Regions from separate parts of the Homo sapiens genome. Here region 1 is linked to region 2. Evidence: chromatin contacts called from ENCODE Hi-C or POLR2A ChIA-PET data. All regions are on one chromosome and are shown on one strand. The core of a region is the stretch at or near the end of the contact, and the rest is flanking DNA. Distances in the headings are between cores, read along the strand shown. Region 1 holds the start of TRMT10C (tRNA methyltransferase 10C, mitochondrial RNase P subunit). Region 2 overlaps CMSS1 (cms1 ribosomal small subunit homolog).

What was found. A loop is a pair of places that touch in the nucleus more often than their neighbours do. ChIA-PET counts read pairs that join two places held with the same protein, here RNA polymerase II (POLR2A). Pooled maps may share reads with other maps.
Region 1: a loop to region 2 is called in a pooled map, with 2.3 times the contacts of the local background. The contact joins the promoter of TRMT10C here to the enhancer-like site in region 2. A Hi-C loop is called at or near these places in 1 of 168 maps with a recorded cell type or tissue (PC-9) and 4 of 50 pooled maps. POLR2A ChIA-PET finds 5 or more read pairs at or near these places in 1 of 52 experiments (activated T-cell).

What each region holds. Positions count from the first base shown.
Region 1 is chr3:101,556,139-101,563,369 of GRCh38, forward strand. It overlaps TRMT10C (tRNA methyltransferase 10C, mitochondrial RNase P subunit), which reads left to right and starts at 5,730. Exons shown (of 2, transcript NM_017819.4): 1 at 5,730-5,865. RefSeq lists enhancers at 1-483, 5,716-5,785, 5,796-5,865.
Region 2 is chr3:99,844,118-99,850,474 of GRCh38, forward strand. All of the region lies in intron 1 of CMSS1 (cms1 ribosomal small subunit homolog), which reads left to right. It overlaps FILIP1L (filamin A interacting protein 1 like), which reads right to left. Exons shown (of 6, transcript NM_001387850.1): 5 at 4,178-6,357. The region is part of intron 1 of LOC105374010 (a long non-coding RNA gene); the gene reads left to right. Among named protein-coding and RNA genes, the nearest start is that of HP09053, 23 kb to the left of the region's middle. Within about 2 kb of position 2,551, at least 5 of the 41 ENCODE cell types and tissues checked have a DNase peak (open chromatin) inside an H3K27ac peak, as active enhancers do; they include PC-9, where a contact is called at or near this core.

The DNA of each region.
Region 1 (7,231 bases), core at 4,480-6,979, 1.7 Mb after region 2:
TTTTAGTGGAGATGGGGCTTTGCCATGTTGGCCAGGCTGGTCTCAAATTCCTGAGCTCAGGTGATCAGCCCACCGCATCCTCCCAAAGTGCTGGCATTACAGACATGAGCCACCAGTCTGGCCCTAAATCACTAGAGACTCTTAAACAATCAAGGCAGAATCACCTGAAATCTGCATAACAAACCTTATCTCCGTTTAAGGTAATTTTGCTGGTCATCTCAACTTAACTGAATCTGTCTCCACATCCTTCTTTGTTGTTGTTGTTGTTGTTGTTGTTTTCAGAAAATGATAATATTCAACCCTGAAGTTTAAAATCTTTTTTTGTTAATTTTTATTTTTTAAGATTTACTCATCTCTCTGGGTTATCTCCCATGCATACAAGAGGTATACAAGTTATTAAACTTGTTTTTCTCTTGTTCAATCTGTCTTTTGTTACAGAGAGTCTCAGCTAAGAACTCATGAAGGGAAGATAGATAGTCATATTTCTTCCCCTATACCAAAATATTTAACAACTTTACACCACTCCCCTTCTGTAAACTGAGTTTTACCCAGCCATCTTAGCCCTTAGCAGCATTAGCAAAATAGGGAGAAAGATCACGTAACACAGATTGGTATCACTATAAATTCATGATCCCCAAACTGAACTAGACTATTAGCACTGCCTGATATCATGGCTGTCTCACTAGTCAACTCATACTTCTTTCTTTACCATCTTAACCATTTTTTGAGTGTGCAGTTCAGTAGTGTTAACTATATTTACATTGCTATGCAACAGATCTCCAGGACTTTTTCATCTTGCATATCTGAAACTCATTAAACAACTCCACCATTCCTGGTAACTGTCACAGGGGGTGGCAGGGACAACTATCTGGGCCGGTGGCTCTGGAGTAAAAGAATTTACCAAAAACGCTTGTAAAGAAAGGCAAATTTATTAAAGAAAGTAGGAAAAGCCAGGCACGGCTCACGCCTGTAATCCCAGCACTTTGGGAGGCTGAGGCAGGCAGATCACAAGGTCAAGAAATTGAGACCATTCTGGCAAACATGGTGAAACCCCGTCTCTACTAAAAATACAAAAATTAGCTGGGCGTGGTGGCGCATGATTGTAGCCCCAGCTACTCGGGAGGCTGAGGCAGGAGAATCGCTTGAATCCAGGAGGCGGAGGTTGCAGTGAGCTGAGATCGCACCACTGCACTCCAGCCTGGTGTCAGAGCGAGACTCCCTCTCAAAAAAAAAAAAAAAGAGAGAGAGAGAAAGAAAGTAGGAAAATACATTGCAATAAAGCAACCGGAAGGCTGCAAAAGAGGAGCCGACTGCAAAGAGACAAAGATTAGCTGGAGATTTTATAACATAGAACTTGGGCTGATTGATAATGCCAATGCACTGGCAGCATAACTTGCTTTCTTTTGTCAGCTGAGATGTTTGATAAATTGAGGCGTTTGTTGGTAAGCAGTAAGTTTTTGAGTTACGTACATTATCTGAGTAGGAGGGCCATATGTATTGGGCAATATGTCCTTGGGCATAAAGAAAAACAGACCTATAATTCATCCTCTTCCTTTTTTGTTTATATGTCCTGAACCGTGAAGACAGGCATATTTATAGCTTATTTGCTTTATCTCTTTGCTTTCCTCTGGTCCCGCCAGCCTGACTCCTTTTCCCTAATTAGGACTCCACAGTAACAACCATTCTACTTTCTGTTTCTGTACATTTGTTATATGTTATTCTTTATGACAATAACAAACCTTCACCCAATCTTTAGTATCCGCAGAGGTAGTCTGTCTACCTCTTTCACAGAGAATGCGAACTGTATCAAATTATAGCCATCATGTCTATAAATTGTCCTCCATACCCACCTTAAGTTTCTTCCTTTCTTCTTGTTACAATGAAAGTGGTATTTCTTCCTCTTATACGAAACCAATCTCTCCATCTCTCCTCTAAATAGCATCTCTCCTCTATATACCATCTCTGTTAATCTTCTCAGGAAGTCTACCCATCCCATTATCCTTTCTTTCTCTTACCCCTTTGCTGATGATTCTAACAGCATTTAAAATGTCAGGCCTCTCCCAATCTAACATAATAATAATGAAGAAAATTTTCCTGGACTCCACATCCAGGGACTGAGCACGCTGTCTTTTCTTTAGACAAATTTCATAGAAATGTTTAAACTTGCTGATTCTATTTTCTCATAATCTCCTCATTCCTTATTCACTCTCATCTGGCTAAAGCCCCCAAACCTCACAATGAAGGTCCCAGTGGCCCTTGTATTGCTAAATCTAGTAGATACTTTTCAGTCTGCATTGCATGATCTCTAGGCAATATTTGACCCTGTTACCCATCCACTTGTCTTTGAAAACACCTTTTCCTTGATTTCTATGTCATATTCTGGTTGTTTTCCTCCCATCTCTTTAGCTGCTTATTTTCAGTTTCTTTTGTCCATTCCTGTTCTCTACCCAAGCCCTAGGTAATCTCTTCCACCCATATGGTTTCACAGACTCTATGTTAATAACTCTCAAATATGTATCTTTGGTGCATTCTTCTTTCACCTAAACTCTAGACCCATACAGCCAACTGCCAAATATCCTAAAGGAGATATCATTTGGCTATTTTGAAGAGAGATGAAAAGCCGCATGTCTAACACTATACTTACCATCTCTGCCCTCACACCATATACTCCTTTTCACTGTCTGCCCAGGTGCTCAAACCAGACTATTGACTTGTTCCTCTCCTTCTCTCCCAAATTGATCACCAAATTCTGTCATGTCCAGCTCTTAAATATCTTTCAAATATTCCCCCTTTTCTTTGCCTTTACTGCCACCACTGTTGTCCAAGCCACTAACATCACTTACCTGATCTATTTAGTATTCATTCATCAGCAAATTATTATTGAGTTTCCGATACTTGCCAAGCACTGTTGTAGACATTGAAGGTAGAGCAGAGAATCAAATACAAGAGTTCTCTACTTTGTAAGTAACACCTAAATCTTTGAATCCATGCTTTGTCTTCCAACTCTTGAAAGAGACGTTGGTATAGAGAAATCGTTCTCTATTATATAATAAACAGTGCAGGCAAAATACATGGCAAATGACATTTGCACCAGTGTAGAAAAGATAACATGTGGTGGAATAAGCTCTGGGGAACTGGAGAGTGGGTGCCTTGACTACAAAACAGCCTTTATTTAGGTCTAACCATTGTTTCCAAGAAGAAATATGAGCCAAGAGAGAGCATTCAGACCTTCTAGTTTTTCAATTCTAGTGTTTATGTGACATTGTCTTATGGGTTTTTATATATTTCCTTGCTTTTAAAATTTATTTCTTTTTCTTTTCTTTTTTTGTGTATTTTTTGTAGAGAGAGGGTTTCACCACGTTGGCCAGGCTGGTCTGGAACTCTTGAGCCCAAGCAATCTGCCTGCCTTGGCCTCCCAAAATGCTGATTATAGGCATGAGCCACTGCTCCTGGCCTACAATTTATTTTTTATTTTTTTGATACCTTACATCCCATATTACAAGCTATTTTTCTATGCCAAAACATGTATTTTGAGGCCGGGCGCGGTGGCTCACGCCTGTAATCCCAGCACTGTGGGAGTCCGAGGCGGGCGGATCACGAGGTCAGGAGATCGAGACCATCCTGGCTAACACGGTGAAACCCTGTCTCTACTAAAAATACAAAAAATTAGCCGGGCGCGGTGGCGGGCGCCTGTAGTCCCAGCCACTCGGGGGCTGAGGCAGGAGAATGGCGTAAACCCGGGAGGCGGAGCTTGCAATGAGCCGAGATCGCGCCACTGCACTCTGGCCTGGGTGAAAGAGCGAGACTCCGTCTCAAAAAAAAAAAACAAAAAAACGTATTTTGAAAATCACTGTGCTTTTTGTTGGAGGTAAGATGTCTGAAACCTGGAAATATTCTTAATCTAGAATAGGTCAGATCCCAGACATATTGAATAAATTATGTTCTGCTATATTTATAGAAACACTTCCAAAGATTTTTCACATAAAGAATCTTAGTAAACTTAACAGAATGAAATTTCCTTTACTTGACAAAGATCATATAGCAAAAACCTTCATAAAATATTAATGGAAAAACTTCAGATGTATCTCTTTAAAGAACAGGAACAAGAAAAAATAACCTCTACACTGCTATTTGTTATAACTACTAGACGATATTTATTCTTGATTTTTTTCCATGTTTGGGAGTAAACTCATGATTATTTTGCTATCACCACCTCACCTTTCTAACATGATAGTAATCAGTCTCTTAGACAAGATCTCGTTTTTTAAAATCATTTGGAAAAGACTATGCCTACCTTCTTTTATTTTAGTAAACTATATACAATATAAACATTTCCATTTTAGTCATTTTCAAGTGTACAGTTCAATGGCATTAAGTACATTCACGTTCTTGTACAACCATCACTACTATCCATCTCCAGAACTTTTTCATCATCCCATACTGAAAATTCATACCTATTAAACAGTAACTGCCCATTCTTCCCTTTCCCCAGCCCCTGGTAAACACTATTCTACTTTCTTTCTTTATGATTTGACTATTCTAGGCACTTCATATAGGTGGACTTATACAATATTTGTCCTTTTGTGCCTGGCTTATCTCAGTGTATAATGCCTCCAAAGTTTATCCATGTTGTACCATGTATCAGAACTTCATTCCTTTTTAAGACTGAATAATATTCCATTGTATGTACATGCAACATTTTTTAATCTATTCATCTGTTCATGGATATTTGGGTTGCTTCCACCTTTTGGTTATTATCAATAATGCTACAATGACATTAGAGTACAAGTGTCTGTTTGTGTCTCTGCTTTCAATTTCTTTGGGTATATTACTAGGAGTAGAATGGCTGCAGAATATGTTCATTCTGTGTTTGGTTACAAATATATGTGGAGGCTGAATTGGCCCCAAAGGCCACCAATTTACAAATGTGTTTTAATTTCATTTCACATTAAACTTTCCAAATGAGCTAGGAGGAGACAGAAACTTACCGTGGCTTATCACGTTCCAAGCATAGTGCCAGGTACTGGTGATAAACTGGTCAAAAAGATTAGGAGTTTAAAGTCCTAGCGTCAAGGAGTTTGAAGCTGAGTAAGAAGACGTGTGAAAAAAACATACTTTATTTTAGTACTCTGTCAGCAAATGTTTATAAATACAGGGCCCAAACAGAGAGTAGGTTGAAAAGAGGATTAGAAACAGTTTTTTTTTTTTTTTTTTTTTTTTTTTGAGACAGAGAGTCTTGCTCTGTCGCCCAGGCTGGAGTGCAGTGGCGCGATCTCAGCTCACCGCAACCTCCGCCTCCCAGGTTCAAGCGATTCTCCTGCCTCAGCCTCCCGAGCAACTGGGATTACAGGCGCGCGCCACCACACCTGGCTAATTTTTGTATTTTTAGTAGAGACGGGGTTTCACTATGTTGGCCAGGCTGGTCTCAAACTCCTGACCCCAAGTGATCCGCCCGCCTCGGCCGCCCAAAGCACTGGGATAACAGGCGTAAGCCAACTGGCCCGGCCCAGAAGAAGTTTTTAGGATATATGGAGGAAAACACAACACAACACAGCTACAACTCCGTGACAACTGAGAGCGTAGTCTTCGAGTACCCAGTTGCCTACTGACAGCCGTCTCCTCTAAGGCGCTTCTTTTAGCCAAGAAAGCGTTCTTTGCGTGCTGTGACGTAAAAAGCAGCGCCGGAAGGGAGAGGGCGGAACTTCCGGCTGAGCCCCAGCGACCGCTCTGGTCGGCTGTGTAGACTGTTGGGTAGGCTGCGTGCTAGCTTCGGCGCGGATCCCTGGGCGTCCGTACGTCGGAGTCCTTCGTCCTCCAGGGTCCCTGTTCTTTGCGCCAGCGGGAACCACTATCTCTGCACTCCTGGTAAGCGAGTTTCTTCTTTCGCCTAATGTGTGTGTTGGGGGTGGGAGGACGCCGGAGACGTTCCAAGATGCACTTAGTGGAGCATGTGCGTTCGGAAGGCCCACGGGTAAGAGGAAGCCCAGTGATTTTAATAAACTATAACTAGTACAGTACCTGAAACAAAATCAGTGGTTCCTGAAATGATGTACTTGATTGCTTTTTACAATTGGGGTTTTCATTTCTGTGGTATTCTAAGTCCTTGCCAGTTACAAGAATAAAACTTTTAAAACTCCTTCTGAAATCAATGTTTATTAGATTGGGGCCTGGGGACCCCAGTTAAATATTTCCGGGATTCTAAAGTAAATTGTTTTCTCTTTAAAGGGAGGCTGAGCCGGGCGCGGTGGCTCACGCCTGTAATCCCAGCACAATGAGAGGCCGAGGTGGGCGGATCACGAGGTCAGGAGATCCGAGACCATCCTGGCTAACACAGTGAAACCCCGTCTGTACTAAAAATACAAAATAGCCGGGCGTGGTGGCGGGTGCCTGTAGTCCCAGCTACTCGGGAGGCTGAGGCAGGAGAATGGCGTGAACCCTGGGAGGCGGAGCTTGCGCCGAGATCGCGCCACTATACTCCAGCCTGGAGTGACAGAGCGAGACTCCGTCTCAAAAAAAATAATAAAGGGAGGCTGAACTTTTTTTTTCTTTTTTTTTTTTTTAATGAAGGAAGCATCGATCTAGGGTATTAGAAAAATATTTGCGTGATTACTGTGAGCCAAATACTGTCAAGCATTGGATTCAATGTTAACATTATAGACAAAGTCCTTGTCCTCATGGACACTAGTTAGTCCTTACCATCTAGTGAGGCAAATAGATAACCAGGCAATTACAGTGCAGTGTTAGAAGTACTGTCATAGGCACCAGAGTGCTGTGAAAAGTAATGGTGGAATACTTGAAGTGTGAGGTGAAGAATAGCTAGAGATGCTGCTGACCTGGCCGCAATAAGCTTAGAAATATATGTTGGGAACAATACCAATGGATAGCAATATCCCTTGAAACAGAACATTGAAGGAGGATCAGATTGTGAAGCAAAGGTAGAGGGGTTATTTCGATTTGTTGCGTTTGAGGTGTTTTTTGTTTGTTTTTGTTGTTTTGAGACAGTCTTACTCTGTCGCTCACTGCAACAGATTTTGTTGCAAAATCTCGGCTCACTGCAACTTCCGCCCCCCTTATTCAAGCGATTCTTCTACATCAGCCTCACGAGTACCTGGGAAGTAGAAGAATCGCCCCACTTCAGCCTCACGAGTACCTGGGATTACAGGCATGCGCCACCACACCTGGCTAATTTTTGTATTTTTAGTAGAGACAGGGTTTCGCCATGTTGGTCAGG
Region 2 (6,357 bases), core at 1,301-3,800:
ACTGCCACTACCCAGCACTGGGAGAGAGTATCTTACAGCATATTGCTAGCCCAGAAAAAGATCAAAATTTGAAGTACCGTTTTAGGGCACAATTAACCAGCAGAAGAGTTTGTTAAAATGCAGCTTTCTGGGCCCTACGCCCCCAGAGGTTCTCATTGGATAGCTCTGAGTGGAACTTAATATCAGGGGATTCTCACACAGGTATCTTGGATTTTACTCTGAGATACGCTGATCTATAAGAGTTTTGGGGCATGCATTTTTGCCTATCTTTTCTCTTGGGATTACAAAGCAAAATGATTATTTGGAGGAAAAAAATCTTAATAACAGAAACCAGGGTATAGGAAAAAGCTAGAGTGTTGGTTAATTTAAAGGTCTTTCCCTGCCTTTGTCTAACATATTTCAAAGGAGACTCACTTTGTAAATATTCAGAATCAAAGAAGCTACTAAAACGTTTTTATTGGGAGTTTTACTTCAACCAGTAAAGACCATAGAATCCTTAGACTACAAATCTCTAAAATTTTTGATAAAATATCCCTTCTATGACCATCTCACAGCTCCCCTAATTTTATCCTTTATGGGTTATGTATGTGGTTTAGCTCTGTGTCCTCACCCAAATCTCCTAACTGAAATCCCCGTTTGGATCGTGGGGTGGTTTCCCCTGCTGTTCTTGTGATACTGAGGGAGTTCTCATGAGACCTGATGGTTTAAAAGTGGCAGTTTCCCCTGTGCACTCTCTCGCTCTCTTGCTGCCAGGTGAGATGTGCCTTAGCTTTTCTTTGCCTCCTGCCATGATTGTAAGTTTCCTGAGGCCTCCCCCAGCCATGAGGAATGGTGAGTCAATAAAACCTTTCTTCTTGATAAATTACCCAGTCTCAGGTATTCTTTATAGCAGTATAAAAATGGACTAATAAAACTGGTGTCATGAAGACCCCAAGCCTAATGTCTTAGCATTGTAAAATATAGTTGTGGAGACCTTACAAAGAGTGTATGTAATTTTATCATGATCTTGATTGAACAAGTATCAAGATTCTTTCTTATGTGTACAGATTCAAGTGTAGTAATGCACAATGTCCTTCTAGTAAGGATGACAATTTTATTTTTGTCAGTGCCCCTAGAGAGCAGTGGCATCCTCCTGGGGAAAGTTTTGCCATTGCTTTTAAATAGAAAAAACATGATAAAATCATTCGAATCTGTGATAGGATTCTACCTTTTAAAGAGTTAAAGAGATAGTGGGAATGTGAGTAAAATGAAACTTCGTTCTGAAGCGAGGACTTAGACCAATGAAAGAATGGTATGAGTTTTTCAGAGAGACGAAAAAACAGTCTATCTTCTGTGAGCCCTCATGGACCAAAGAATACAACCCTCCACCCCCACATATTTCATATGAAGATTTCTGAAGATTTTCCAGTGTCACTTCCTCTTTCCTTCCTGGTTTTTGGGGGAGTTCTATGATTATCTGTCAATGAAAAAGGAAGTTCTGTAATCTTCCAATCTCTTTCTCTCTCTCCTCTCTCACACGCACACAAAAAAATATAAGAAATCTTTTCAAAATTAAAGGCCAGAAATCTACATTGTGTCATTTTAGGTGTAATTCTATAGAAAAAAAGATGTTTTGCAGAAATTATGCTGCCTTTATGAACTTTAATTAGTAACACTTGTAATAATCTACACGTTATTAATCTGTCTCCTAAAATTTATTTTGATGCTGATACAAATTATTATACTGAAGGAATCCTCCCAGTAGAGGTACTTCTAAAAGAGGTATTCCTTGAAAGTTTGGTAAATTTCCAGTTATGTTAGATTAACTACTTAGGAAGCCTCTATATAGTTAAAATCTGGAACAAATGATTAAATGAGAATTTGTGCATTATCATAATAGAACACAAGACTTATGGTGTTAACTTTATTATAGAGAATTTCTGTAGCTCACATAAGAAATTGAATCCTTTCAAAATGGGTGGGCTGATGAATAGCCCAAATTTGGCTCCCAAACTCTATTAGTTACAAGTGTGCCAAGAATGGATTTCTTCCCTCCCCCCGTCCCCCACCAGCACTTGGGACAGCCAAGAGGAACCTGGGGTGATGGGAATCCCTTGGCTGGTTATCTCTGCCTCTTTATCTGTTTCCCCCAGTGCCACACAAGCATGTGTTTTGTTTATGCCATTATGTGACAAAGTTGGGAAGACTTTGTTCTTAAATTCTGATTTCCATTGTTCATAATTTTATGATCAGTTGATCGATGCCTTCCAAAATATTACATGTACCCACTCTCAGTAACTAGAAAAAGATCTCATGAAGCAGCAGCATTATCATTGTCTGTTTTGAAAGAGCTAAAATTAAGTTTGCCATTCCTTCTAGAGTTCTGGCCCAAGGTGACTTAAAAACAGTTTTAATAAACATTTAGACCATCATGTATTTTGTAATACAGTTGGGTCACTGTTGATTCCTAAGATAAATGTGTTTAAACAGAAGCTTTCTCATTCATCAGCAGCCTCAGCTTTCATCCAAATTTATTTAATGATGATGCAAGCCCATAGCGTTGGTGTTGCAGTTCGTCACCATGGAAGTGTTTCTGTCAACAAATCCTCGCTTTACTATCATGAAATTGATTTTGTAGGGGAAAGGAGGATAATTGTGAAAGCTTCCTTTTATTCTTAAAGATCTTCACAGTTTGCCTGGATGTCTAAATGAATTGTATTTAAAATCAATAACTGGCAATAAAATTAACCACACTAAATTAACAATTATGAGGTTAGAAAAAGGGAAATGGCAATAAGCTACTTTGTCTGAAATCGTCGTTTTGGAATGTGACTTGGGGACCATACTTGTAATTTAAATGTTCCCTGAAAGCTGTTGTTCTCTGCTCAGAAGTATGGATTATCCCCAGGGACTCCCATGAGGCAGATATCAGAATTTCTAGGAGGATTCGGCTGAGTTATTCTCATCTATATTGTAAATGGCATAATAATCACAGAAGAAATTCACACTATATTACTTCTTTCAACTAACATACTGTATTTTTTAAATATGCCTTTTCTATAGCTTATGTTCATAACTATCTTTGGCTTTTATTTGCTTGTTTAAAAAAAACTGTAAGAGGTTAAAACAAAAAAAAAAACTGTAAGCTTTTGAATGCAGGCCCCTTATGAACAGGGTAGGTAGCACCTACATTAAGTAATTCAAACTGTTTTGGGAACCCCATAGGAAAAAGAAACAAGAATGACATTTTCTTTTTTTTTTTTTGCTTTGAAGTAGAGTGTTCAAGAGTTTATGTCACAGTGGCTGGTTCCAGATTTGGTTGTAGACATACATGTTCTATGGGAGGTTTGATCTCTGGTAGAAATACAGTCAACTCTTGATTTGTCAATGTAACTATATTTCCAAATGTACTTTCTCTGGCTTCCTATCACATGTCAGAGCTTTTTAATTTTATCATCTGCTTCTATGTGCTCATGAAAACCAAAATTATTCGGTAGTATTTTATTTCATTATTATAAACATTTAAGTTCCTAATGTAGTCTAAGCACTGTGCTGGGCTCTTAGAGATACTGAAATATATCCCAAGCATGAAGTTATGTTTGCTTCTGAAAGATCTTATAGTTCACTTTGAAATCAAAGAGATGTAATTTTTATTTATTTGAACCACTTTTCTCTCCTCTAATATGTGATTAGAAGTTGACCATAAATGGGACATAGGTCCTGTTTGTTTTTAAGGAAGAATTAATAGAGACTATAAGCAAAAGACAAAATTCTATTGTACATGCAGAAATATAACACAGAATGACCAAAAGAAAATTCAGCAAGCAATGGTAAAAATAACAAATTATTTACTGTTTTATAATGTTAAAGTATTTCACCAAGACAAGTTGCAGTCAAATTAAAGTGAGTTATGGAAAATGAAATACATAAAGATGTATTTATACAAGTGCAGACTAAATATTTTCCATACAAGTATGTAAATGAAAAGATATACAGTAAGTGCACACTCGATATGACTATGCAGGCAACAGTTAGTTTCAGATACTCTTGTATAGTTCATGCACAAACCTTCCCAAAGTACGAGTTCAGTCAGTCTTGGGGGATATGGAGGGATGATTAAAAAAGGATTGAGTTCCTTGCAAAAATATCAGTATGGACTGGATGAGGGTGAGCGTGGTCAGTTATATATATTACTTACTGTAATTTGTGATTGTCGAGGAAGAGGTGTGGCTGTTGGTGTGATAGTAATACTGCTGGTGACTTTATTGGTTGTTTTGTTTAGTGCCCCGTTAATTAAGCCTTGAGTTCGGTTATCCTGCAGTGGTGCTGAAGGGCTGGCAGGTCTCACAGGGCTGGCTACAGCTTGCATGTAAGGACTTCCTAAGTGAATGTGGATTTTATTATCCTCAGTAGTTATCACACTTGAGCTATTGCTGTTTGAACGCTGAAACTGCCATGATGACTGCCGGTCTGGGGAGACTCTGAATATCGCATGCTTGGCACTGATTTCTGTTGGTTCTGGGGAGCGTCCCTGCTCAGGAGAGCTAGCTGAACCAGTCACAGCCAAAACCTGAATAGGGGACATTGTCCTTTCTGGAGTTAGAGAACCACAAGACTCTGGGGTCTGTGCTCTGGCAAAGGTTGCCATGGTAATTGGGGACATGCCTTGTTCTAAATTCATGAGGTCTTCGGTAGAGGTTTTGGACTTTACTGGTGTTATGGAGGCGTTTTGGAGGATGGTTATCCTTTGCTTTGGCGTGCCACAGTTCGGTATCACTGCAGTACTCGTGTAAGAGTGAGGACTCTCTGTGGTTGGACTTGTGATTTCAAGAGTGGCTGTGTTTTGTACATGGTCTGGAGTAACCTTTATATGAAGTGGCTGCCCAGGTGTGTGGCTTAGGACTAGATCTCCAGGTTGCACAAAGTTGGCATTGGGTTTAGTTTGCATTTTTCCATTCTGAAGATGGCCCTCCTTGGATTTCATCCAGGGAATCCATAGCTTTCTGTTAACAGGACATGGAGTAGACTGGCTGCATTTGAAGGACAGCACAGATCCCTCATCATTAGGGTCCTCGTCTTGATTCTCACTCTCCTCATATAACTGACCATTGATGACTGCACGTTCCAGAGGAATGAGGCTCTTGTAATCAGGTGGTTCATTGTCTACTGCTTCTGTCTGAACTTCTTTAGAAAATACTTGAGGATCGGAAATTCTTCTTCCATTGAGACTAGGCCTGAGGCTCTTACTGAAATGCCGGTACCTCTCTAACTCCTTAGTGAGGTTTTCAATCTCTCTTCCTAAATCTCTGTTCCTGTTTTCTTGTTGATTTAGTTTTTTTTGCAGGACTGAGTGATCTCCCTGGAGGTGACATATTAGGTCTTCAGTTGCCATGTATTCATGAATTTTCTCTTTTAATGCATCCACTTCTCTTGAGAGGTGCCCTGACTTAGCTTCTTCTTCTTGAAGCCTTTTGAAAAGCCATTGTTCATGGCTGGTCTCTGTCTTTTCTGCTAACTTGTACTTAGCAAGTTCCATTTTAACATGTTCTAGCTCTTTAGATAAAAATTGAGCTTTGTCTCGTTCATTAGCATACCTTCGTTCTAGAGTCTCATATTCATCTTCTGTTTTCATGAGGTCATCCTCAATGGCTTTCATGTCCTTTAGCTTCAGTTTCAGTCTTTCCACTTCTTGAGAGAGCTCCTTAATCTTATTGTTTTCTTGGTGTAATGCTGTTGTGGATTTCCCAGAGTCTTGATTTAATTTGTTTTTTAGGAAATCTTTCTCAATTGCTTCCAATGATTGAAGCCTATTTTTCAACATATTAACTCTTGACAGGAGATCATTTCCTTTCTCTTCTTCCGCTTTCAATTTGTTTTTTAAATCATCTCTCTCCTTGGTTACGCTGTACATCTTTTCTTCTACATCGGTTTTGGACTTGAGCGCCCTTTTAGTTTCCTCAATTAACTTCTCAGTAACTGTTGTTACTTTATTTTGCTCCACTTGAAGCTGAGAAGAAGCAGCTTGTAATTTATCTTCAGTTTTCTTTAATTTTTCACTCATTGTTTTCCGTTCATCTACAAACATCACAGTTAATGTTTTCAGTTTAGTTAAATCCTCTTTTAGAGTGAATTCTGTCTTTTCTAGCCGACTTTCAATGGCTTCTAGCTCTTTGATCCTTACTTTTAAACTCTCCAGTTCTTGAGACAACTGCTTTGTGGTCATCCTTTCTTTTTCTAAATTGCATTTCAGAGAGTAGCATTCTTGTTTGCTTTTGTTGAAAGCGTCTTCTAACTTTTCCAGAGCCATAATTCTTTTACTGAGTTTTTCAACCTCTAGTTTAAAGTCTTTACTCTGTAACGTCTCCCTTTCAAGCCTCT